Regions from separate parts of the Homo sapiens genome. Here all the other regions are linked to region 2. Evidence: chromatin contacts called from ENCODE Hi-C or POLR2A ChIA-PET data. All regions are on one chromosome and are shown on one strand. The core of a region is the stretch at or near the end of the contact, and the rest is flanking DNA. Distances in the headings are between cores, read along the strand shown.

Region 1 (2,854 bases), core at 246-2,745, 480 kb before region 2:
AGACATGAATGAGAGGGCTCTCCAAATTGCTGGTCTTGACAAAGATTTGCTTCCCTTGCATTCTTCCCCTTGATGCAAAATAACTGCCTTTTATTGGACTACACCCAGTTTGACTCACAGAACTTGAAGAAATTATAACCTAGATGACTAGATGAACACAGTAATCTCCATAGACCATAGGAGATTGCAGTGGATGGCAAAGTGTTACTAAACAAAAGGAGGAAAGGTCAGATGGAAAGCTGTACACTTACGTCCTTCTCCTGGATGGTGCACTCCTTACAATAATAGGCATCAGAGACCCCAGGTCCTCCACAGATCACACAGCGCCCCTGGTAAGATCCATAGTTACACTCATCACATATGCGCACCAGAGTGCAGGGACGCACATAGGAGTCACAAATCACACACTTGCCATCACCTGTAAGGAAGAGAATGGAGTCATGCTCACAAGTTCTTCAGTCCTCTGCTATCTCCTGCCATGGGGAAATATACTAGTCTCCTGGGAAATACACTAGTCTCCTTTTGACAGTGACTTTAGGGCCCTCCTCTTGGCATCACAAAACTTGGTTTCCCCAGTGTCCATCTCAAGCCCCTCAACACATACAAAAGTTTACCAATTAACATATGTGAAGAGCTTAGAAAAGCACCTCGGAGATGATAAGCCTGTATAATTGCTGGCAAAGTGCTGTGTGTTGGGGAGGGGTCATGCTACTCTGGCGATTCTTCCCGTTGAAAACTAGAGAGATACAGCGTTAAATGTGCAAGCGGCAGTGGGGAGTTAGAGGGGCCTTTGGCTAAAGTGCAGCATTCAGTGTTCACATACTTCCAGGCACATCTACTCAAAGCCCTCTTTGTGGCACTTTTGCTGGTTCCACAGAAAACTGGGAGTGGGAAGGGTGGGTTGTTGGGACGGTGTGTTCCACTCACATTTTTCACACAGTCTTCCGATGGCTGCAAGATGAAAGATGGTAAAAAGTACAATTAGAATAAAGGTTTTGAGAAAGAGGAGAAGTACATCCTCGAGCTGGGGGTAGGGACATGAGTAAGGACTGCAGTGAGTGAGACCTGCGGATAGCCATTTTATCATTACAAATTTCCATATGAACCAAACCTACATCCAAGCACCCTCCTGAATCTCCTCCAACGCCCTGGGCAAGCTCAGAGTTTCTCTGGACCTGGTTCAGACCCCACCCCCCGATACCTGCCTGGGGCTCCCAGCACGCGCACCCCCGCCCTCTTCTCATCAGAGGCCACAAACCTGCGCGCTCCTACAACACCCCGCGCCTGAGAGGCGGGAAACGTGGCGCCTGCGAGGCAAGCCCCTAAGGAAGAGACGGGAACCCCCGACCCCCCAGCTCCTAATACCACCCCTGCCCAGACAGCCAGGGGTAGGGCGCAGTCTCACCAACACCAGCCTGCTTGCGGCAAAAGATCAAATCAGGATGATGTTTAGCCATAGCTCCTAACTAAGCCGGCCACCGGAAGCTTCGGGAACTTCCGTCCGACCTTTAACCCCCATTGTTCCTGCCTCCACGTCGCTGTGATTGGTTCTCTAAGCTTCCGTCAGTTTACAATCCTTGCACCAGGCCCGTCTTGCTCTCGCGCGAGTTTTTGTCGCTGCTGGGCGGCCAGGTCCTGGCAGGTGCATGAAACTCTTAAAAACTCTCCCAGATTTGGATGGCGGAGATAACTAAAATTTGTTCTTGGGTAAAACATCTTTGTGCTTGGTATCTATTTCTGCAAGTGTCTTTGGGCAGTCCGATTTCCTCTTGCGTGTCTGTTCGTTGCACGTGAGCTCCGCCCATTGCGTTCACAGGGTTCTGGCGCCTCTAGGGAGGCCTCGCCTTCACCGTGACGCCCCACTCTTCCGGGCACGCCCCTGCCCAAAGGCTTTAAAGGCGCCGTGTGGGACGTCACTTTAATGCGACCTCATCTTTGTCAGTGCACAAAATGGCGCCCTACAGCCTACTGGTGACTCGGCTGCAGGTGAGCGAGCTCAGGGACCTCTGGGTTCACGGGGGCGGGGTGCCTCCTACTGTGCCGGCGGCTGTGGGCGAGGCAGGGCGAGGCGGGCCCAACCTGGGGCCAACTTCTCGTGTACCTGTCCCGGTTGTGGGCCCGGCACCCGTGCCCGCTTCTCTGGTGCCCTAGGTCAAGGCGTCCCCGGCACAGTCAGCTTTCCTGGCCCTGTCCCTGCCTCGCAAGAAGCGTGGGCCCAAGCAGCGGCGGCCGGGTGAAGAGCGGAGGCACCTCTTTCTTCTTTTTGAGGACAGCATTGCCTGCTCCCGTGGGGTGTGTTTCCATTCCTCAAGGTGAGGACAAGGTGACTAGGGGGCGCGGTCGTTGTTGAGTCTTCTAGGCCCAGTTCCTGAGGCCTCACTTCCCATCTCTTAGCAACAGAGGCATGACAGCATCTACGGTTGCCAGGCCTGGAGTCTGGAGAAGAAACTAGGACCCTGTACCACCTTTTGAGGACCCTGCGGAACGTGGAATGTCGGGGAGGGGGGCGGTCTTCTGGGCCCATACGTAGTAAATAATATAATAATAGTCTCTCACCTTTGCACAAGATTTGAGGCCTGTTTTAATTCTTCATAATATTATTTGATTCCTGTAATCGTAGGAATGAGGTGGTTTTTCTCATTTGATAGATGATAAAGCTGGTAGAAAGTAGGTGAAAGTTCTGATTCTCAAGAGTGTCACCGAAGTGCTGTGGCAGAAGCATGGGCCCTACCACCACTCAGTTCTTGTTTATGTCAGCCTGCCCTCACAGAACTTTATGAACCACGGTGCAATTATTTCTGTTTGTCAGAATGCAGTACGAATATTTTGAGCCTCACAATAAGTTGCTTGTCAA
Region 2 (2,822 bases), core at 195-2,694:
TTACAGGTGTGAGCCATTGTGCCCGGCCGTTGTGTATTTTAAACATTGTGCACTGACCACTGGCTCCTCTCTCCTCACCTTACAGATTGACCTCAGCCAGCCTCTCCCATCCTCACCACTTCCCATCACAAGTTAGGTCACCGTCTCAGCACAGTCCTGAGCCAGGCCTGCCTGAGCCCTGACTGCCCCTTCCTCTGGCTCTCACCTGTATTTGCTGTGAAGATTAACCACAAACACGATCAGGTCAATTCGGGGCCGATTCACACTGGAGGGCAAAGGGAGGGACTTTGCCAAGTGGCTGAAAAACAGGAAATTGCAGGACTCAAGATATCCGTACCCCCCTCATAGCGACCGTTTAAATGCTGCCCTTCATGTGGAAAGAGGCCGTCAAGGGCTCCCCACCTCATCCTAGCCACCCGAGGCTCTTGTGGCCACGACTCCTTGGGCCAGCACAGAGGCAGGACAGGTCCGGTCCTATTCAGATTACTCCTGTCTGATTCCCTCTGCCAGAAACGGGCTCTGTTTAGTCACCACCTCGGCAAGGGGAGGTTGGGATATAAGACGGCATGGGACTAGCCAGCTACGCTGCATGCTGGGAGAAGGACCAGCCTCAGAGGAGGGGGCGCTGGGCTTCGGAGTTTAGCAGCTAGGACCGAATCCCTCTGGAGTGAGAGACACGTGGGCCCAGGCCACAGCCGCGGCTACTTACACCTTCAGCTCGGAGGCGCAGTCCTCTTTGAGCATCGAGTCCGCCAGCTGCTGCAGAAGAGCATCCTCCGTGCCCACCAGCTGCGCAGGGAGAGAGAGCGGACAGTCGAGCCCTAGGCACAGCACCCCCTGGGGAGGGCCTGGCCCTTCGACCCACTCCCGGGGGGATCGGGACACCGCCAGCAGGCGGCTCGGAGGACATTTCCCGAGAAGTGGACCCCGCGAAGCGGCACGGGCTGGGGGCCTGAGGTTTGGACCCGCTGCAGGCCTGTGGGCACCGCACTCTCTACTACCCGACCCTCGCTCCCACCGCCGGCCTCTCCAGGAGGCCAGACCCCCAGACGCGGGAAAACCAATTCCAGGCGCGGGAACTCGCCAATCAGAAGCTGGGAAAGGGTCCGCCGAGCACCTATTGGTGGGTGCGTCCCTCAACCTCAGAGAGCGGCTACTCCAATTGGTTCAGAGCATGGCTCTCCGCCTATTCCCCGCCCCCGCCACGGTAGCGCGCGCTGGCTTGGCGCCTCAGAGAGCTCAGTTGACCTAGTGGCTGAAGCACCGCCCAGGAGGAAAAACCGGCGGGGGAAGCAGGGCCGCCTGCACCTACCAAGATGGTGGCCGTGTTCAGGCCGGGCAGCTTGTCCAGGGGCCTCAACACCGACATCACAGCCGCAGGACCAACCGTTGCTCCTGCGGTGCGCGCCGATCTTTCAAACCGCCCTGAGTCCAGCCCCTAGAGCGCGGCCTGGGGGCACGTGCCTCCTTATAGGCGGGGCTTCGCGGGACGGGACGGGGCCTCTTAAAGGAACCGAACCTTTATCTCCTTTTCTGAGGGGCGTTCCAGCGCTACCCGTGGAACACGTGGTGGACAGGCCTTTGGTTCCACGCTCCACAGTAAGCAGGTTTTTAGTGATTCCTTTGTTCACTTTCATTCATTCATGCTCATACACAGTACTTTTTTTTTTTTTTTTTGAGACAGAGTCTCGCTTTGTGGCCCAGGCTGGAGTGCAATGCGCGCAATCTCGGCTCACTGCAACTTCTGCCTCCCGAGTTTAAGCGATTCTCCTGCCTCAGCCTCCCAAGGAGCTGGGACTACGGGCGCGCGTCACCACGCCCGACTTATTTTTTTATTTTTAGTAGAGACGGGGTTTCTCCAAGTTGCCCAGGCCGGTCTCAAACTCCTGGCCTCAAGTGATCCCGCCTCGGCCTCCCAAAGTGAGTGCTGAGATTACAGACGTGAGCCACCGTGCCTGGCCCTTTTTTTTTTTTTTTTTTTGGAGCGTCACTTTGTTGCCCAGGCTGGACTATAGTGACACGATCATAGCTCACTACAGCTTCAAACTCCTGGGCTCAAGTCATCTTCCTGGCTTAGCCTCCTGAGTAGCTGGAACTACAGGCAAGTGCCACCATGGGGATCTGGCCATGTTGCCCAGGTGGGTCGTAAACTCCTGGCCTCAAGCAGCCCTCCTGCTTCAGCCTCCTGAGTAGCTGGGACTACCGCTGCACACCAGCAGGCCCTGCCAATTGACTGCTTTTACAGTGAGTGGTAAGCATGCTGTTCTTTGTCCAATGGGAGACTTTACCTCATCTTTCAAGGTTCCTTGCTGCAAACACAGCCTGAGTACAGAGCTGTCAGGGTCTTGCTTTCTTGACATACCCAGCAAGAACATGCAGGGACGCTCAGGGCCCATAGCAAACTGGTTCTGCCAACAGTTATATAATAACTTGTTCACTGTCTCTACATCTAAAATGTAAGAAACAAGAGGTTAGAGACTTTGTCACTTTGTATGTCCAGCACTCTAAAAGTCCCTGGTACATCGTAGTTAATAAATATTTGTTGAGTGAATGGATGGATTACATTCATCCATTCATTCTCAGCAGTCATTCATTCATCATTTCCTATGCCCAGACCCAATGCCCTACCCTAGGAAGTCAGTTGAATCAGACATTATTGATTAACTTAGTTTGATGGGGGTGGGATAGACAATGATAACAGTGTGTTCATTGTTGTAATAACTGGGAGAGCAGAGACACTGTCTAGCCTAAATCCTTCTTACTGCAGACTAAACTAACTGTGTCTTGCTCAGAAAGATCAGGACGTAAATGGCCCCATAGAG
Region 3 (2,709 bases), core at 75-2,574, 470 kb after region 2:
CAGGGGGAGTTTTCTGAACAGGAGCTTCTTGAACCTGCTGAATGTGGATAGGATGGTGCAGGGAGAGGGGAGAGGGCACCCATAGTGAGGACCATGGGGGAGGAGGGGTGGAGCAGGAGGGCAGCAGGGCCATCAGAGGCAGGGTTGCCACACGGTGTCTGGGAGGGCCCCCGCCCCGTCCCCGGGCTTGGCTGTTTGTTTTGAGTCTTCAACTCCTCTCCTGTGCCTCCCCACCCCCACAGAACTGCAAGCGCAGACATCTCATCTGGGCAGCGCCGTGGATCCCTGCTTAGTCTGCCCACCCTGCTTTACAGGAGACTGTGTTTTGGGGGGTGACACACCCTCCATCCCTCACTTCTCTGCAGCTCCAGGGAAGTCCCTCCCACACTGTGAGGAAGCCTTGGGCCTGGCCAGAAATAGGGGCGATGAGCGGGGGCGTTTGGGAAAAGCCCAGGTTCTGGAGGCAACAGGCCTGGATGCGGCTCCTGGCTCTGCCACTTCAAGGCTGTGCAACTTGGGCAGCTGGCTTTACTTCTCTGACCTCAGTGTCTCCCCACAACACAGGGGGAGCAACAATGCCAGCCTTAAGGGGTTGTGGTGGGATTAATTGGGACCTGGAACCCAGCTACTTGCCACGGGCCAGGCTGCCTTTCCCCAGGGACAAGAATGAGACAGGGAGTCCTCCTTGGGGATCTACAAAGGCAAATCCCAGCTGGGTGTGGTGGCTCATGCCTATTAACCCCAGCACTTTGGGAGGCCGAGGCAGGCAGATCACATGAGGTCAGAAGTTCAAGACCAGCCTGGCCAACATGGTGAAACCCCTTCTATACTAAAAATACAAAAAAGTATCTGGGTGTAGTGGCACAAGCCTATAGTCTCAGATACTTGGGAGGGTAAGGCAAGAGAATCGCTTGAACCCAGGAGGCGGAGATTGCAGTGAGCCGAGATCGCACTGCTACACTCCAGCCTGGGTGACAAGAGCTATCTCTGTTTTTTTTTTTTTTAAAAGGCAAATGCCAGCCCTATACCCTTCTGCCGGGTTAAATGACATGCCCTCAGTGCAGGGCACATAGGCCCTGATGGTCCAGGCACAGAAGGACCCCCAGGGGTCTTTCCCTGACCCAGACTTGGGCACTGTCCCTGTCCCGGGCGCTGGCCTGGCCTGGCTGAAGGCCCCTCAGGGGTGTGGTGTGTGCAGGGCTGGGGGCATGAACAGCCCTCTGCCTTCAGCCTCCAGCTGCTCTTCTCCCACCCTTGTTGGGAAAGAGTTTGTCAACCGCCCACGGGTGCCTGAGTCCTTCCTTTTCCGGTTCTTCTTATGAATCTGTGGCTGCTTGAACTTGGAGTTTGAGAGCTGGGCGGAGTTGCTATCCTCCCACACCTGGCGCGGGGACCACATGCCGAGTGAGTCCCTGGCGGGGTGTGCCCCCACGTGTTTGTGTGCCCACCTGGCAGCTTTCCTGTGGATCACTGATGTTCAGGATCAGACCTGCCCACCACCTGCACAACGCCCCCATCCCTCCAACTCAACAGCTCCCATCCAGTCCCCTCTCCTGCCCAACCAGGGCTGTCTCTGTGGCTCTGAGTCCCCAGCGATCCACAAACTCATCCTGCTCCTGCCCTGCCTGAACCGGCAGGGGCTCCCTGCTGGAGGAGACCCAGGAAGGAGTCTGAAATCAATTTACGGGGTCAAGACAAGCAATTAAAAAAAATAGAACATGAAGCATTTCATGCGTAGTAAGGGCACTGTTTGCGACCTTCTAGTTTCAGTTATATTCATACAATTGGGTTCAGACAGGGTCACGCTAAAACATGCATCTCTTAACTTTGGGCCACTGCTAAGAAAAATGGAAAGTCCCTGGCTTGGAGGATCCAGTTCTTGCCTCCCAGGACCTGCACAGCCCCGCTCAGCTGCTCTCTGGCCCTCACTCGCCCACTCCTGCGTAGACGTCAGCCTGCCACACTCCGGCGCCTTCGCCCGTGCTGTTCCGGCTGTGCGGAATGTCCTACCCATTCCTTCCTCTCCTGGGCTTTGGGGTCCCCCTCTGTCTCCAGGACATGCTCACTTCCTCCCTGAGCCACTCCTGGGTGTCTGGCTGCCCCGCACAGCACAGACTCTCAGGCGTCACTGTTAAGCCATGTGATCAGAAGAGCCAATGTCCCCTGGGTTTGGTTTCACCTTTTGCAGATGACAAAACTGAGGCTCAGAGAAGGCAAGAGGTTTGCCCAAATTGCAGTGGTAGACATGGGATTTTAAGCTGGGTCCCTTTGAGTCTGTAATCCCACTCTTGGTTTTTTTTTTTTTTTTTTTTTTTTTTTTTTTTTTTTCTGAGGCAGAATTTTGCTCTTGTACCCAGGCTCGAGTGAAATGGCACGATCTCGGCTCACTACAACCTCCACCTCCCCGGTTCAAGCAATTCTCCTGCCTCAGCTTCCCAAGTTGCTAGGATTACAGGCATGCGCCACCTCGCCTGGCTAATTTTGTATTTTTAGTAGAGGTGGGGTTTCACCATGTTGGCCAGGCTAGTCTCGAACTCCTGAACTTGGGTGATTTCTTGAGCTCAGGACTTTAAGATCAGCCTGCAGAATATAGTGAGACCCCATCTCTACTCAATAAATAAATAAATTAGCCAGGCATGATGGCATGCCTGTAGTCCTAGCTACTCAGGAGGCTGAGGCAGGAGGATCACCTGAGCCTGGGAGTTCGAA

Evidence for each region. A loop is a pair of places that touch in the nucleus more often than their neighbours do. ChIA-PET counts read pairs that join two places held with the same protein, here RNA polymerase II (POLR2A). Pooled maps may share reads with other maps.
Region 1: a loop to region 2 is called in a map of CD4-positive, alpha-beta memory T cell, with 9 times the contacts of the local background. The contact joins the promoter of PHF5A here to the promoter of CENPM in region 2. A Hi-C loop is called at or near these places in 1 of 168 maps with a recorded cell type or tissue (CD4-positive, alpha-beta memory T cell), 1 of 37 single-sample maps with no recorded cell type and 8 of 50 pooled maps. POLR2A ChIA-PET finds 5 or more read pairs at or near these places in 2 of 52 experiments (CD4-positive, alpha-beta memory T cell and PC-9).
Region 3: a loop to region 2 is called in a pooled map, with 2.2 times the contacts of the local background. The contact joins the enhancer-like site here to the promoter of CENPM in region 2. A Hi-C loop is called at or near these places in 1 of 50 pooled maps. POLR2A ChIA-PET finds 5 or more read pairs at or near these places in 3 of 52 experiments (GM12878, activated CD4-positive, alpha-beta T cell and activated T-cell).

The regions. Positions count from the first base shown.
Region 1 is chr22:41,467,197-41,470,050 of GRCh38, forward strand. It overlaps PHF5A (PHD finger protein 5A), which reads right to left and starts at 1,496. Exons shown (of 4, transcript NM_032758.4): 1 at 1,406-1,496; 2 at 928-951; 3 at 252-418. The coding sequence starts at 1,457. It overlaps ACO2 (aconitase 2), which reads left to right and starts at 1,921. Exons shown (of 18, transcript NM_001098.3): 1 at 1,921-1,986. The coding sequence starts at 1,951. RefSeq lists enhancers at 1,226-1,895, 1,465-2,026, 2,027-2,588.
Region 2 is chr22:41,945,708-41,948,529 of GRCh38, forward strand. CENPM (centromere protein M) reads right to left here and starts at 1,445. Exons shown (of 6, transcript NM_024053.5): 1 at 1,313-1,445; 2 at 710-789; 3 at 206-298. The coding sequence starts at 1,369. It also overlaps a transcript of SMIM45 not described here. RefSeq lists an enhancer at 1,249-1,458.
Region 3 is chr22:42,417,699-42,420,407 of GRCh38, forward strand. The region is part of intron 1 of NFAM1 (NFAT activating protein with ITAM motif 1); the gene reads right to left. Among named protein-coding and RNA genes, the nearest start is that of NFAM1, 13 kb to the right of the region's middle. RefSeq lists an enhancer at 1,685-1,804. Within about 2 kb of position 1,325, at least 5 of the 41 ENCODE cell types and tissues checked have a DNase peak (open chromatin) inside an H3K27ac peak, as active enhancers do; they include GM12878, where a contact is called at or near this core.